Regions from separate parts of the Mus musculus genome. Here region 2 is linked to region 1. A link is a loop called in an ENCODE intact Hi-C map of the cell type or tissue named here. Cell type or tissue: heart. All regions are shown on one strand. Each heading gives the region's core, and the rest is flanking DNA. Links, peaks and the distances in the headings are about the cores only. Region 1 has its middle 14 kb from the start of Thbd. Region 2 has its middle 36 kb from the start of Cd93.

Region 1 (8,899 bases), core at 247-8,246:
TTACTTTATACCATTTCCTGCTTTAACATTTTGTTACAGAAAAAGAAAACAAACTAATACATATGGGTCTTTCTGCTGTGGGACTATTTTGAATACTGTGCCTGTGCATCTTAATTTATCCAATGCCCCATCCACAACACTGTCTTAATGAAGACTTGACACACCTCAGAGGCAGACCCACACACTGTATATAAAAATAGAAAAGCTCATATTTCTTTTGACGTCTCCTTTTGCATAAGCCATTTCAAGGGTAGACATGTGGTTACAGGCCGGATATCAGTGTTTATGACTTACAACTGAAACCTGGTTTCACAGATGCCCTGTGCTTTTGGACAATTTAATCTGCTTACATTTGTTTCCATCCTCTGTAAAATGGGAATAATAAAAATAATGTGGACACTTGTTTGTTATAAGAGTTTAAGGAAATGATTTTTGATTTATACTTGATATGATGCCTAACACAAAGCAAGTTGTCAGAAAATGGAAAGAATGAGGGGAAATGATACATAATACAGGTCTAATAAATATTAACCAAAAACTGTAAACATCAGGACATGACAAGAACTCTAGAACTTTCCACCAGGGGCATCTACAGAGTAATTGTTTTATAACATTTCTAAGAAAATGATTCAATAATTTGAAAATTTCTAAATTGCCCAGTTGTCAGGCATGTAGACTGTTTGCTTGTTATTTTAAATGTGATTTTGCCATTGGTCTTAGAGTAATATGGCATAGTTACATGATTTTGGCTAGGATGTATGTCACCATTCCTGGAAAATGAAATGTCATAATAGACCTTTATACTCCAAAGAGGAATCTGAGGAAGACTGAGCCCCATAACCACAACTGTCAATGTGTTCTGCACACCCTGGTGCATCAGATCACTTACAATGTAAGACCCTCATTGTCGACAGGTTCCTGAGATGAATGCAAACTCCTCCCATCACAGGCTGTACCAACACCATGCTGTGCACAGAAAGTTCTTTTAAAGGGAAACACAATGAAAGTGGCAAAAATCTAGAAACACATTTTCTTTAATTACAATATAGATGTTGACACTTTGATCCATTGCCCAGTGAGTAATCCACCTGACAACAGAAGTTTTAAAATGGAAATAGTCAATTTAATGGAGAAAGAAGTGACTAGGTCATTTAAGAGTTCATAAATTGCAATCCAAATACTTTATCTGTTTATGGGCTGTACTAGAAATACTAGGAACTTTATACCATTTGGGCAAGAAGGCTTTTCCCCACTTGGTTGGTTATTAATCTTTTAGCTTGATGGATTAGTGCACCGATAGAGTCTGTAGAAGGTAGAACAGGGCCACAGAAGAGTCAATCAAGAGAAGTGATGATGGAGTTGGGGAAGAAGGGAGGAAGCGAGGAATAAGAAAGGGGGGAATTTAAGATGTTCTGTGATATTGACTTTGAAGAACGAGAAAGCGATTGGTAGCCCCAACAAAAGACAAGGAAAAGATTCTGCCTGGATCCTCTGGAAGGCCTTCAGCTCTGTGGACTGGAATTTTGGACCTCTTGCCTTCAGACCTTCAGAGCTATAAGATAATATGTGTTGTTATAAGCCACTTGCTTGTGGGAACTAGCTGTCATATCAATTGAAACTGTGTACACCGTATCATTGAAAAGAATGTGCTACTCACTGTTAACAACAGATATTTTTTAAGTTTTAAAAAATACATATATGGTGTCAGAATAGCCAAGTGCATTGAAGAGCAGTTAGAGCAGGAACTCACACAATGGACTGTACACAAGTGTGAAATCTGAAGGGTCAGAAACTATGGCTCCCGTTGACGGACTCTGCCTGACCTAATTGGAGGACAGAAGCTCCTTGGTATATAGGAAAGATGAATCTTGTTAACAGCCAAACATGATATAAATTACCACACTTTGGTGGTGGTGAGTTCAGAGGCTAGAACTCAGTCTCAGACTTTAGTAGGTCACATGATGAGCTATTCCCAGTATCCAGCGAGGATGGGACTTAACTACGATTTGGAGCTACTGAGATCACGGTTTTGTTGAGGGAAGGGCAGTACAAGGAGCTTCTCCTTTTACTAAAGACACAGAATGGCATTTCTTTCTTGTCCTATAGTACAGAGAAAACCCTCTTCATCCTTCCTTTTTCATCTTCAAGTTTTCAAATATCTATTGAATTTTGCTTTTTTCTTCTCTTCCTCTTCCTTCATAGTCAGTAATGTCTCTCTAACTCCCATGACTTGTTCAACATTTCTAGTGGGTAAAGACTTTTATTTCATACTTTTTAAATAAAATGTTTCTTAGTCATTGGGTTCCTCCCTTCTATTTCTTTCTTCAACTTGAGGAAACTTTTGTAAGCAAATGCTGTGTCTTCTGAGATTCTTTTTTTTTAAGTGTGTGTAAAGCAAGTTGAAAAATTGATGCTCTGTAGACCCGATCTGTCCTCTTGCCTGTTTTTAATGCAGCCTGTGAGCCAATAAAAATAGTTGTTACATATTTTAATGTTTAGGAAAAATTAACAGAAGAAAAATATCTCATGGTACGTGAGAATTATAAAATTTCACAGTCCATAAACCAAGTTGCACTGGAAGGCAGCCACATGTATTCATTTACATATGGTCTGTTGCAGCTTCTCTGCTGTAACAACAGAGACCAAATGGCCTGCAAAGGCTAGTGGATCTGACATCTGGTCCTTAGCAGAAAGGGCTTGTTGACTCTGCCTTAAGAGGTGTGACCTAATAACCTTTGTTTCTCACAGAATTTAATAATGATATTTAATTTATAATTGAGTCCAGGCTTTGAAGCTGAATTATCTGGGAGTCAATAACAAGCAATCCACACTCAAACCTTGTTCAAGTTCATATGGGTGAGGCTGACATTCAGCAGCGCAGTCAGTATCCCACTGTAGTGGCAGAATCTAATGGGAATTTCTTCATGTACCCTCACAAGAAGGCCAGAGATTGGCAGAGCATAACTGCTTGTGAATTCTGAATACCCCAGCATCCAAAGTCAGCCCTTTCTCTTCCTTGCATCCTGCTATGACTTTCAACTTCATGACATCAGTGCTTGTTCTACTTCTCTTTCTGTTAAAATTCTAAAATTTCATTTATCTTCACTTAAACGTATGTATATTTCTACTATCACATTAGGAAAGGGCTTGGAATAACTTTGCCCAAGGACAGAAACTGTGGTTATAAAGGCCAAAGAAAGAGAGAGCCAAACCCACAAGGTAAAAGCCCAGAAGGGGGAGAGAGGTTGGGTGATAAGGATGGGATAGGAACCTTGGAAACCATTCACTGATGCCTTGTACTATAAGATTATGTTCCTCAAACTTGTTCCTCAAAATCCACTGGAAGGCTGAGAATAACTAACCCCAGAGTTTTTTATTCAGTTGGGTTGGAACTCAGGAATTGTTTTTTTTTTTTTTTTCCTTCTTCTTCAGACAAGTTCCCAGTGGAATGAAATAGAGAAGATACAACTGGTTGTCTTGATTCATTCTGAGAGAGAACATCAATAATCTGATGGGAACCAAAGGCAAGACCTAGTTCCTGTGCAGGATGCTCACTGAGGTCACTGGGTTAAGGAGTTGGCTCCTTCTCTAACATAACCCTTCCAGGGGAGTATATGCAGCAAGTCTCCCAAACACCCTCCCCTCTTCGGCAAGCATACTCTGATATAAAAGGCAAGGGGTGAAGGCAAATATTCTGCGTTTCTAATAAGTCTAAGTGAAATGGAAAGGGCCAATCTGAGATGACATTATTAATGAGCAAGGAATATAGATTATACCTTCTTGGTAGACTCTTCTATTCCTTAGCCTGTGCCATAGCAGGCCATCAGCTTTTCAATGCTAGCTGCCTTTTATTCTTCCAAGAACCCTGATACATTCAGCATTCCAGGGAAGAGTATCTGAACCTTTTTTTTTTTTTTTTTTTTTTTACTTTTGTTGAGCCCTGGGAACTGATGAGTTTCAATGAGATTCTCAGCTCTTTAGAAAGATGCTGGATCAGCGATGGAGTATAAGAAACAGGAGGAAAAATGGGAACCCAAATATTTTGTTTGCAAGGAAGGACCAATTAATTCCTAATGAAATACAGTCTTTAGACAGGAAGATGAAATACAAAAGTGATGTTTAGGCTTAAGACGACAGATAACAAACAGCAGGATGAAAAAATCAAACATTACAGTGTCTCTAGAGTATTTCAAGTTCTGGGTTTACTAATTTTTCAGCTGTTTGTGTTTATCCTACTTGCAGTGGAACCAGCTGGATTTGGAGATTTGCATCATGGCTGGTGTTACCAAAATTATCTTTTGCAGCTGTTGGCTCAGTAGCTCTTCAGTGGCCAGCTGGTCATCAGACACAGAAAAATGAATGCTTGCTCTGAGGAGAAACTAGACAGATAAGTTCCCATCCCACCACCCCACTTCTGGAAGACCCTATAAAGGGCTAAGCTACATTTTTATGATTGTTTCAAAAGTTGCTTCCAAAGAGAACAAAACCACACAGAGGAGCTTTTGCTGGTGCCTCTGTGGGATCTGGCATCATTTAAGATACTCCATTTAAGTATCTGTAGTGATGTTGGTGTGGGTTTGATATTTTTTCACCTTTCCCTTCACCTTGAAACCCATGGTGGGTGGGCTGGTTCTGGGTGCAGGTGAGTGGGTCTGGATCTCTCCCAGTGAGGAACATTCTTCTGCTTTTTCCAAAGAGAGAGATTCTTAGTCATCCACAGGCCTGTGGGTGACAATAAGATTCCTAAATGATGAACTCAAGTGTTGGGCATTTCTGACCCCAGAACAACACTACCCACTCCCCCTCCCACACACCTGTCATTTCCTGTACTCGAAGTCTTCACTCCTAGAGGTATCACACATGTCACAGCCACACACTGAGGTTGCTAATCTGCAGTCCCTAGTCTTGACTGAGCCAGATGAATATATGTTGTCAATGTGTATTAGCTTCTGCCAGATGCTGAAAGAACCCAGTTCAAATCTACTCAGTTAATGACTTGGCTGGACAGAAAGCTCAAATATTGATTGTTCCCAAAAGACTGTGTTGGGACTTTTAATTACAAGGCAGCAGACATTCAGTTGGATGGGATGTAGCTAGTGTTACCTTCTTCATGATACCAAAGCAGGGTTGTCTGGTTACAGCAGAGATGGGAGGGTCCAAACATCCTGAAAGAGTGATTCTGACTTTTTATGGAAAAACTCATCCATCTCTATTCTAGGATGTCTCCAGAATTCCTCCAGGTCTCTGGGCCCTATAGAGCTCTGTCACTGCCTTGCCTTCTCTACGTTAAGTCAAGGCAAAGTGTGACACAGCAGCCAAATAGTAACCTTAGAATGGTAACACAGACAGGCTGGGCAGCTTCTACACAGCCTGAACCCGTGGAGTTAAAAAATCTGTCCTTTTGTAAAATGTATGATGGGAGAATCAGAATCAATAGTGCAGGATGAGGTACCAGGATGCAGAACTCAGACCTTCTTAAGTCCCAAGAGCAGCTGCTTCCTGAAGCTCATTGTGGAGCAGAGTTAGAAATTCATTAAAATAGTTCCTGTTTGCACAGGACTGCAAAATTTAGACTGTATATTAATAACTAAAATACTTGGATGTCACTAGTTTTCATTCTCTGAAGTATTTAGTATTCCTAAAAACTGAAACCATTACTTAGGAAATTTATGCTTTTATAACAAAAATCAAAAACACAGAAAACTGAACAGTGTTCTTAGGCTTTAACTCAGAGACAACTTAACTGCTCCATGCAGATTTGTCTAAATTAGATAAAGTTAATTCCAGAACTGTCCATCTAATTGATGTGTCAATTATAATCCTTTCAATATACTCCTCATGTTAACAAAATATTTAGCTATCCCCCAAAAGATTAAAGGCAAAAATTAAATATGTGCAATTAATTTTAGGGCAATGTTTTATTGCTGAGTTTTTCACCTTTAATATACTTAAAGTCCATATTAAATTATCCTTTTTATCATAATTGAGATAGTCTCTTTTTTACATGCCTTCTCCTAGCAGAATATGCTATTTTCTACACATGCTTGATGTTTAAGCCTCATTTGCTGTTTGTACTAGAGCCCTGAACTTATCCCCAGGAAATGTTTGCTAGAAGTCAAAGCACATTTGACATCTTTCAAATAACACTTCTGAATTTTTTGGCTCTTCTCTAAGGGCTGGGTTCCAGGAGAGTGCTGCTGAGTGTAAGAGCATTTTCATTTTAAACATGCATTGCGTTTCAAATTAAAATAAGATTGCGGAGAAATATTGTGTGCAGGCTGAGCAAGAGCATAATATGGCACAAATGTACCTGGAAAAAGCTACAGTGGTCTTAATACCCACATATAAACACACACACACACATACATACACACACACACACACACACACGGGGGTGGGGAGAAAGAGAGAGTCTTAATTTTGAAGGTTTGTCAACTTGAAATGGGAATGAGTACATTTTGTTTTCATTCATCTTTGTACGAAATTTAGTGGATCTTTTCATTCAGAAAGAGGAGGGGGAAGAAGAGAAGAAAGAAAAAGAAACAGGAGGAACAAGTAGGAGGAAGAGAATGAAGAAGGATAGGTGTAGTGAAGAAAGGAGGAGAAAAGGTCAAGAAAGAAGGAAAAGGAGGAAGAGGCGAAGAAGACAATGAGAAGAAAGGGAAAGAGGAAGGGTTGAAGGTGAAGAAGAGGAGAGAGGGAAAGAGGAGGAGGAGCCAGCACATGCCATAGAAGTGTTGACAGGACCTGGGCCACCAGCAGTGTGAATCACAGACATTCGCAGATCTCTGGGAATATTATTTACATAGACTACCAGTTTGAGATGATAGAGATTACAAACACTCAAAGAGAAGCATTTGTGGAGATCAAGCTCAGTTACATCATTGAGAACGTCAAGGCAAAGAACTGGGACAAGTAAGGCATCCCCCTGGATCAGCAGAGGCTAATCTTTCCTGGTAAACAGCTGGAAGATAGCTGCACCCTGTCTGACTACAACATCTGGGGAAAGTCTACCCTGTACCAGGTGCTTTGGCTCAGGGATAGGATGAAAATTTTTCTGAAAACTAACCAAGACCATCTTCTTTGAGGTAGAGCCCAGTGATACCATCGGGATGCTGAACAACAGGAATAGGAACATACCTTTCTTACTGCAATATCTAGAAAGAGCCCTCTCTGTGCTTGCTCATGGATTAGTGGGAAGATGTTTTAGTTTCCTCTAGCTTTTAACAGGTTTCATTTCCCTTTCAATAGTCTTTACTTTTTTTTCGAAAGAATTTATTTACTAGTGAGTATTTGCTTTATTTGAACACATCTCAATATGAATTATTTCCCTTTGGAATTCTGTATTCTAGTAGATGTATTTATTTTAAATATTATTCTGAAAATGGGCCTATAGGCTTCATCCACCAGTGATAGATGGCTCATTGTGCAATTGCTTCTTACCTCTGAGAGCATTTAATCCCCCGAATTGAAATGATAGCCAGTTTTAAGCTGTCGTGTGGGTACTAGGAATTGAATTCAGATTCTCAGGAAGAACAAGCAGTGCTTTTATCTGCTGAGCCACCTCTCCAGCCACAGAGAGATTATATAATCCCACGTAATAATTTGAATCAACTAACCATAATGTGTTATGCTTAGATTCTTCATTCTAATCCACTGATTTAGCTCCATATATCCAAGTTTCTCCTGCTGTGGCTTTGTAGGATGTTTTGAAAAGAGTAAGTGTGAATCTTCCTTCATTGAGTCTTTTTGCCCTAGGATTTTTATCTTTCCATTTCACAACTGTGTGAATTACAGGGTACATGCGAAAAATAATTGCCTGAAATTTTTGATAGGAAATGCACAGAAGTGGATCACTTTGAAGACCATCGCCACCTTCACTGTATTAAGTCTTCTGGTCCATGGGCGTAGGATTTGTTTACATCTTTAAAATTTTATTTTAATATTGCCTTATTTCTTTAGAATATATACAACGCTGGAATATATTCCAGAGTTGAAGTACCAACTCAGATATCCCTGTTTTGTTCATGATTGTAGAGGGGAAAATTATTTTCAGTGCTTTACTATTAAGTGTGGTTTTAGTTGTAAGAATTTTACAAAGTCAGCATATATTCATTTACAGTGGATCAGTAAAGGATTGCTCACAGTTACCTTGTTTCTTGAAGAAAGCTGGAGTAAGAGCCAGGACTTAGTAAAGTGTTCCCTTTGCTATAAGCATGATACTGATCACTATGTATTTTCTGAGATAGCATTTAAGTCCCACCTATGAGTTGATACATCACTGCATAGCCACAGACAATTTTTATGTCTGTATCCCACTAGTAAAATATGATTAAGGTGGGATGGGTAGGCACAAAGCTTTTGAAGACCCCCTTCAGACTCTGGGCTCTGCTTGGTGTCGATTTCAGGTACGTCTGCTTTCAGTATAGATGTCTAAAGTCTGTTTACTGGCAAGTAGTTTTTCATGCTTCCTCTATAGAATTAAACAGAAACTCCCAACTGAAAAACTAGACTAGAAGAACACAAGAGATTACAGGAATCTTTGAAAAAGCTTTCACCTGAGCCCTGTGTAAGGAACAACTGTTTTCCAAGAAAATTAATGATCATTATAAATGCAAAACCTCCTCCACATCAGATATTGTACCTCTGTGGATGTATCTGACAATTAGATATGTAAGAAAATGAGTCAAAATAATTGACATGTTACAAATTAAGGCCTCGGGTGTCTTCCACATTATAAATCTTTCATCCAAACAGGGTCTGGTAACTCAATTCATCGTCTATTAACTGTGTAACTTTGTGGGTCACCTATTCTCTCTGGGTTTTGGTTTCCACATCTAGAAAAAGAGGAGTTTCACGGTGGATGTCTTTAGTGTGGACTGGGACCTGAGGCCCTATA
Region 2 (8,899 bases), core at 651-8,650, 57 kb before region 1:
CAAGTCTTTATCCACTCAATGACCTGTAAAATGTTCTCAGGCTTTTATGGACATAGGTGGATTTCAAGATGAGACAGCAAAAACTGCTATTTGGACTGAGTTAACAGAGATGATGGAACAGCTGAGTGCTTGCGCAGAAAGAAAAATATAGGACTACAAGCAGATGTGGTTTTTGAAAAGAAGCAGGCAGAGCCCTGAGGGGCCCAGTATAGAAAACGCACAAGAATTTCCGAGTAGCATTTTGGTCTGCAAACAGAGTAGGGCTATGGCTAAAGTACTTTCTAAAACAGCCTAGCAAGCAGTATTTCTGGTCCCTTGGGCTCCTCCTTCACCTCATCACCCTCTGTCACAATTCAAAGTCTATGTCCCTTCTAGGATTGTGCTTCTTATTTTTTATCCTGGGTAACTCTTACCTGCCAACTTTTTACACAACCCTGGTACATAGGTATATAACATAAGGATACAAATTAACCATTACTCGTAACAAATCCTGAAGAAACTTATCCTGAGACAGTTGTTTTACAATTTTACTGTTTATGAATGACACAAGATAACTTGCCCTAGTGAGATGACCTGCTTCCTAATGTCTCCAGTGTATCCCAGAATGGTACTACCACTGGGTAGTAAGTCCCAAATATAAGAGCAGGTAGGGAATATGTCCTGTTCAGACAATAACAAGTCCTCCTCTATAAAGGACTAGCCTGTGTTTATACTCTCTATTCAAATTTCCTCCCTCCTAGTATGGAAAGGCCCAGCTCCTCCTTCAAAGCCATCCCATCTCTCACACCCTCAGAATAGCACAGTACCTACCCCTCACCATGATGACCAGACATAGACTCAGCCACCAAGTCTATGGCTACAGAGAATCACAGTATCTCCTTGCATCTGTCTCCCTTTTCACCTGGAACCTCATCAGAATCTCACCTAACAGAACGTTAGTGCCTCAGGAAAGGCTGACAGTTAATAAGGGTCCTGGGTCTGGAGTAGTCCCAGCTGCTGGCATTCATCTGGGATGGGTTTTCCAATATGCACAGCAGATGAGTTTTCCCAGAGTGATATTTCAGAGCCAATGGGTCATGCTTGTTTCGAACAACTTCCCTGGCATTTCAAAGATGACTTCACATCTCTTTCCTTCACCAGAGTCCTCAGAGGGAGGACATATCATAGTGGGCAGTGTTGCCAGCTTACTTGGAGTGGAGGACTTCAGCTGCCTTCCTCCTCCTCCTCCTCTTCTTCTTCTTCTTCTTCTTCTTCTTCTTCTTCTTCTTCTTCTTCTTCTTCTTCTTCTTCTTCTTCTTCTTCTTCTTCTTCTTCTTCTTCTTCTTCTTCTTCTTGTGTGTGTGTGTGTGTGTGTGTGTGTGTGTGTTTTGTGTTTCAAGACTTGGTTTCTCTGTATATCCCTGGCTGTCCTGGAACTCACGCTGAAGACCAGGCTAGCCTCGAACTCAGAAATCTGCCTGCCTCTGCCTCCCAAGTGCTGGAATTAAAGGGGTGTGCCACCCCTGCCCAGCCTCAGCTGCCTTATCTAGCTGAGCACATCACAGTAACATGCTGTGAGTGATCATAAATATCTAAAGCTACTACCTGCCAGGATCCACTCCCTCGAGCAGGCTATGAACAGAGATAGTATGAACTGCAGTTTGACAAAACAGCTTTTCAGGTGGCCTAGCCCCAGACCTCAGGAGCAGATTCGTACATCCCAGGTGGACAGAGTATGAATTAATCTCCTGCTAAGGAAGAATGCAAGGGAGAAGTCCCAGAGCCCACTGAAGACTCAGGGCACACAACAGCTTGCCTCTAGGAGAGTCTATTTCAGAAATTTGATGGGACACTGCAGAAAACCAGAGGCATGTGAAATGTCATGGTGCCTTAGGAAAGCAAGAGAAAAGATACTCAGTTAGAAACTCCAGGGAGCCCCATTTGCTCCTGAGGTTCACGAGTGAAGCTTGTTTGAGAAGCTGTCCCCACAAACTACTTCTGGCCATGGCCTCTCATGGCAGGCATATCAGAGAGAACATTCTAAAGAGAGCTGGTTAATAGAACTTTCTGTTTGAGAAAAGACCTGATACTTGTAGAGCACAAGCTGTTTTATAAGAAAGAGGCTTACTTTTATCCTTTGGTGTCCCTTGATGCACCAGAGGGTCAAGATGGAGCTTTGAGACAGGCATGGTTCTGAAAGTATTCCAGGTGACAAGATAAGCCAGGCGATGGTGGCTCACGCCTTTAATCCCAGCACTTGGGAGGCAGAGGCAGGCAGATTTTTGAGTTCGAGGCCAGCCTGGTCTATAGAGTGAGTTCCAGGACAGCCAGGGCTACACAGAGAAACCCTGTCTCAAAAAAACCAACCCCCCCCCAAAGAAAGATGGCTTGTGTAATCTATTGCAAATTGGATTCTCCTCAAGTTCCAGGGTATCCAGTGCCCTCTTATAACCTCTGAGGGCACCAGACATGCAAGTAGAGCACCTGCATATAGGTAAGCAAAAAGTGAATACACATAAATTATATATATATATATATATATATATATATATATATATAGAGAGAGAGAGAGAGAGAGAGAGAGAGAGACTGACCATCTTAACATCTTAACAATTCACTAATGTTATAAGAATAAAAATGACAGGAAGAGAACAAGTTTTTAAACTACTGCATTGAGACCTATTAACACAGCCTCACCTACAGCATCTGGTTTTGACCCAGACAAGTTAATTAACTCTACCAGTACTTCAGTTGTGTTACCCTGATTTAGCAATATCTGTATCCCATCAAAACACAGGGTTGCAAAGCACAAAACACAATTGGGGATTTAGCTGTACATGGGGACCTGGTTTCTCTTCAGTCTGAAATATGCACATCTATAATTACAGAAAGCTGGGAAGGAGAGACTTGTCTAGGATCAAATAGTTGTCCATGTGCTTCACTTCCTTCCCCCTCCTCAGCTAGCAGGTCAGTGCTTTCCTCCCAATGTTGACAGGGCTAAGGTGAACACAGAGACCCTAACACTGGGGTTCCTCTGCTTGGATGCTGAAAGATAAACATTCCCCAGGATGTGCATAAACCTTCTGATAACACAATTATGCACAATTCATCATTCTGTGGTTACATGACAGTTAACTATATATATATATATATATATATATATATATATATATATATATATATATTATTGGATCCCTATAATACTCTTATTTTGTTTCCATAGTTCCACAATATTAACGATAAACACTGGTTTTATAATTAAGATAATTCTTTTAGGATGAATTCCCTCTGGAGTAATCATCTGGAGAAAAGCAGTGGTGTAAGTGCACACACACACACACACACACACACACACACACATACATGTAAACGTCATATTCTAGTTTGGCTTCTGCAGCTGACTGGACAGTTCCTTCAACCAGGTCAAGTCATTTAACCTTGCTCAATCTGATTTCTTTGCTCTTATGAAAGAATGGCTCGGCGCTTGGGAACAGAGTGTGGCTGGAGCAACAGAAACGCTATTCACAAAAGGGCTGATGTGACTCTCCATGGTAGACTTTAACACGTCGTATTACTTTGAATCTCATGCTTTAGTGTGATGATGTTGCACTACCTAAAACGTTCTTTCATATGTAGCCTCAGTAGAAATTAAATATTAAAAATTCGGTCTCACTTTTCAGTTGGAAAGTAACACAGCAGGGACTGCGGTGCGGTGTGGAGGTAGAGAACACGCTTAGTATGGACAAGGCCCTGGGTTAAATCTCCGGCACACTGTCCCACCCCAACGTGTTCCGAAAATAACGTATCTACCAGCCTCTGCTTCCTGTCACATAACTTCAGCCACCACCATCTCCTGGATGTCTCAAAGTAGCATGGTGTTCTTTATGTTGACTCTTGAGGACTAATGAATGTCAGAGCCATTATAACCACACCTGAAATACAGGTAAACAAGGCTCAACTCTATTATGACCTTTAATATAAAAGATCAACCAGTGCCTGGTCTGGAGTCTCTAAGCCTTCTTTCCCCACCAGTGACCCCTAGCTTAGGAGTCTGGCTCAGGAATGCTGAGCCAACAGGCTTGCAGTCTACTCTAGAAACAGATCTGAAGCATTCAAGGTGCTGTCTTGGCTTTCAGGGAAAACGGAGGAACTTTTTATTATAGCAGAGGTCCTCTGTCCATCTCACTTGTCCCCATCCCCACCCCCAAAAGGTCCCAAATTAAATGCCTTAAATTAAGGAGTTATCGAAAATGATCTAGGCACTTTTCTTTAAACTAAATTGAGAAACCAACAGTTTAAATCCCTTGCCATGCACAGGAGCTACACAGCAGCAGGAACTCTGTGTAGATGTGGGTTTGTATTAATTCCTGGATACCTCGCTGAGCAGCTGGAGAACAGGAAGCCCACATTCCTGGCCGTCTGGGAGAAATGGGGGGGGGGTTCCATGCTTCCATGGATTTGAAAGAATTCTTCTAATTATGAACTCTAAGTACTCACTGCAAGTCGTGGCTCTCAACATTCAGCCTTGGCTGTCTACACATTGGTTGCCTATAGCCTCAGGGAGATGAAGGTCTCTCCAAATCAGCGGTCTATTTTCACCATGAAGCTAAGTCCTCCAATAGTGTTTTGTGCTTTGTAACCTTAAAAGGTTTTTAAGTGATACAGATAACACTAAATCAGTGTAACAAAAACTGAAGTCCTGGCAGAGTCAACGAACTTGTTCTGGGTCAAAAACAGATGCTATATGTGAGACTGGGTTAATAGATCTCAATGCAATAGTCTAAAAACTTATTCTCTTCCTGTCATTTTTATTCTTATGACATTAATGAATTATTAAACCCTTCAGTATATATAATTAGTTTTTAAAAAGGTTTTATGTATATTAATGTTTTGCCTGCATAGCTATATGTGCTCTACCTACATGCCCAGTGCCCTCAGAGGTTATAAGAGGGCATTAGACCCCCCCCTCACCTGGAATTACAAATATTTGTGAGCCATCATGTGAGTGCTGGGAACTGAACGTAGGCCCTCTGCAAGAACAGCATGTGCTCTTAGCCATGGAGCTGTCTCTTCATCCCTCAACTATATAAAATTTATAAGCCAAGTCTGAGGCAAAAGCAAACTTATTTTCTCATTCATTGTGTTTCTCTTTTCTGAAGTGTTGAGGCTAGGACAAGGGGTCCTTTACATGCATACATTAGACAAGTGTTCTACAACTGAGACATATATCCAATCATTTATTAAAGCTTTTAAATTAACAGTCTTCCCTAAACCTTAACATTACTGAGCCCCATCCTAGCTGCTTTTCTGAAAGTGGGTTTCTGGCATGTAGTATTTGACAGCAAGAAAAAAATGCAGAAGGCAAGAACATAGTTGTAAGATAGCTAATGTCCAGCCCTGCACACCAGCTTGGGACAAAGCACCATGTCACCTAGGCAACTAGCAGTGACTCACAGACCTCGAGTGCCCAACAAGGAGGAGCTTGTTCCCACTGACTAGCCGGGAGAATCCTTTGTGTAATGAAATCAACAGCTGCCCAGTAAGGCTGACACTATTTCCTGGACCTTGAATCTAATAAAAGGACTGATCTGACACATTTCCTGAAGTCCTATCTTGGTTTTGCAGAAGAAAACCTTAGGCTCCTTATTAGGGCTTAACCTGTAGCCTGCTAGCTGGACTGAAGTTGTGCTCCGCCACTATATAGCATCTTGGGGGGGGGTATTTTCTGACTATATTTGTCTTCTTGCATGTATGTCTTCCCATTGTCAGGCATCCCTAAACTAGCTGAACCCTATCTTTTACTGTGTCATAGGAACCCCTTTGTGCCCAATTAGGGTCCTAGGGACAGGACCCTTGTGTTCATTGGCATGCTGGGCTGTTCATGTTTCCCAGAGTTGGCAGAAAAAGTATCAGTCATTATTACATAGTAATAATAATGCCATTATTATAAAACAAACTATGTAAACTCCTAAGTAAATATGAAAAAAAACAATTTTTTGCATTTATGAGTTCTTAATAGTCTTATTTGATTTTATAACAGTCTGAGCTTCTGGGTTCTGTTTAGTCTGTGATACCTGTCTCATGGAAATGTTACAGGATGATGGACTACTCTGGTATAAGTCATACTCCAGAAGTATAAAGTCCTGAACACCACAATTATAAGCACTGATAGGAAATGATCAAAATCCCCTAAAATCTAAAATTTGGTAAATCACAGTCCCAGTAGATTACAAGTCCAAAATGTTGTAATCTTCAAATGTAAAATTCCCAAAGTCTCAGTTTCCATGGAAAACAGAAGAAGAGGGAGACAGCTGGGAAAGCAACGCCCTGGGCAACAGTGGAAATGCTGTTGTTTTTTTGACAGGCTCTGCAGCCATTATCAAATGTCCCTGTCTTCTCTGTCACATGGAGCTCCTTCACTTCCTCCCCTCTTATATGTCCTCATATCTGTCACAGTCTTGGTGAAGTCTTGGGCACAGTCCTGGTGAAGCACACCAGAAGTGTGTTTTAAGCAGCATCCTGCCCTACCCAGCACAAGACCATTTCCAACCAGCCAGAGGCTTCCCTGGCTTCTCCAGGCAGATAGTTTTAGTTTTTTTAGATGCTCTTGAGAGTTCAGCCGCTAGAAAGGATGCATGAGTATAGAAAGTGATGCATTTCTGAAAGGGAGATTTTGCTGTCGTCATATGGTTTTCAGGATTCCCCTCCATAGGACTTGAGGTTTGATGGATTTCAGACTTTGGAATTTCAATGTGTGGGATTTTAATATTTTAGAATTGTGGTTTTGGAGATTTTACACTTTATAGATTTGTAATTGTAGAGAATGTGAGCTTTAGGAGTGGGAATTTCAATCTCTAGTATCATGTCTTCTGAATATGTGGCTTTGGGGGGAGAGGGGTGTGAACAGCCCCCTCTCCTCTCCCCAATCCAAGATCTGTACTTAGTAAACAGCTAGGTCCTCACTGAGCCTCATGATGCTGGTACTTGGATAGCAAGCTTTCCTCCAAGAAGTTCCAGTGAGTTGTGTTTCATATATTTTACTGTAATAGAATCTTGGGCATGAGAACCAACCTTGCCATGATGCTTGTTTGGAACCCAGCAATATGCAGAACACTTTGGTCTTGTCCTCAGTCTCTGAATGTCTGTCCTATGTGGCTAGACCTGCTTCACGAGTCATGCATCAAGCATTGGAGCAGAGTCAAACGATTGGAATTCAAATCACACCAGACCATGACCTTGACCCAGGATAGTTTCTACAGACGTCAGTACCTCAGCTTTGAATAAGATTGACCTAACCGTTGGGACCCCCTCCCATGGTTGTTATGAATGTTTGAAAACATGATAAGTTGATAATCAAATTAGTCATTGCTGCTCTCACTGCTCTTCTGGGTTGAAGCTCTGGTTCTCATCATAAGATCTTCCCTACCCTGCTGTGTGGGCCTCACCAGTTTCCTGGGGAGAGAGAAACAGTGCTAGATGTGACCTTGCTGGAGGTCTAGTCACATGGCGGAGGACATCAGCAGGCCTGGTGAGCATCATAGGAAAAACTAGAAGAGCAAAGTGTCCATCAAACTATCCCAGGGCCATTGCTGATGTCAATCACTGGCCAGTAGGGCTAGAGTCCTTCCCTCAGTGGCTGTTGAGCAAACCCATATAGAGCTTCTTTATTGTTGTTTCCTGCTCAATCCAAGCACCCCGACTTCACCTCACAGCAGCTCATTCCTGTCTATGACAGTTTCTGCCCACTGGGAGCTGACAAGGCAGCAAGCATAAGAATCAACACTCGGCTCATATGGCCAAACAACTTTTCCAGAACACCTCTTTGCTTCAACAGAAACTCCTTCCATCCTGAAGTGAGATTTTACAGACATGTGCTGTTATTCCACAGGCTGCAGTAAATGTCACAGTGGTGAAGGAAGAGCCCTTCAGACAGTCTGTGGAGAGAGAATGTTTTATGGTCATTGCTTCATTCCATACAAAGGCCATTATTCTGTTGCTCCTCACATCATGTTATATGTGTCCCAGTCCACTCGGATGCATAAGATTTGTTCCTCACGGCAATCTGATTTTGCCACTACTTTTCATGTTTACATAAGTTTTCAGGGGATCTTAAAGGGAATAATCCTAAGAATCTAGACATTTAGGGTATAACGTTGTCAACTACTTTCCTTTTCAATTAGAAATTTTTATTGTGGGCATTTTCAAACACAGAGATCAAGGGAAGCCTATATTTATAGTTATTATAGTAACTAGTAATTTAGTGATCTCAATGTTGTTTACACAACAAGCTAAATGACATGGGTTTATTGACTAGCTCTTATCACTGTACCTACCCCGTGAGCCCCATTCAGTGGGGAGTATGGAGAATCTGAGACTTCTCCCTCAAACCAGCTCTGTTGTCTTTACTTAGTTCCAGGATCTTTCCATGACTGTAAACTGGAAGAATCACTTCTCTGCCATTATTCAGATTAAAAGCATGAGATTTGTGGCATGTTTTTAGCAGTGTCTGGATGGGGTCTGTCTTGAATATGTAATTCGGTGACTTGGATTGTCTCTGCCTCCAAGGCCTCTTTGAGTGAGGTGAATATCCTGAAGGGGATGGATGTAAGTCATTGACTGTCCTACTCATGGTAGCTGACTGATGGGAAGATGGGTTGGGACACTCTGATAACAGCAGCTACTACTAAGCCAAGGTAATGAGAGGCACTGTGGTTTCCATAGAGTTTAGCAAGGTAGTTCATAAAATGGAACTCATTTCTAATTTGAAAATTCAGCTGGGGACAGTGACCAGCATATACATCCCAGCACCTTGGGAAACTGAGGCAGGAAATCACCAGGAGTTTGAGGCCAGCTCAGCACCCTTGTAAGACCCCATCTCAAAAACAAACAAGCCAAGAAGCAAACAATCAAACAAGCCATT

The links. A loop is a pair of places that touch in the nucleus more often than their neighbours do. Peaks named below come from ENCODE experiments on the same cell type or tissue, not always from the same donor. Only the 100,000 strongest peaks of a DNase experiment are listed, where the experiment ranks them.
Region 2: a loop joins it to region 1, with 2.0 times the contacts of the local background. A loop is called at or near these places in 2 of 42 quality-filtered maps.

The regions. Positions count from the first base shown.
Region 1 is chr2:148,417,242-148,426,140 of GRCm38, reverse strand. No RefSeq gene overlaps it. Among named protein-coding and RNA genes, the nearest start is that of Thbd, 14 kb to the right of the region's middle. In heart, for the core only: no CTCF peak of the experiment used is centred there; a DNase peak (open chromatin) is centred at 4,320.
Region 2 is chr2:148,475,081-148,483,979 of GRCm38, reverse strand. No RefSeq gene overlaps it. Among named protein-coding and RNA genes, the nearest start is that of Cd93, 36 kb to the right of the region's middle. In heart, for the core only: no CTCF peak of the experiment used is centred there; a DNase peak (open chromatin) is centred at 5,449; H3K27ac peaks cover 1,096 bases.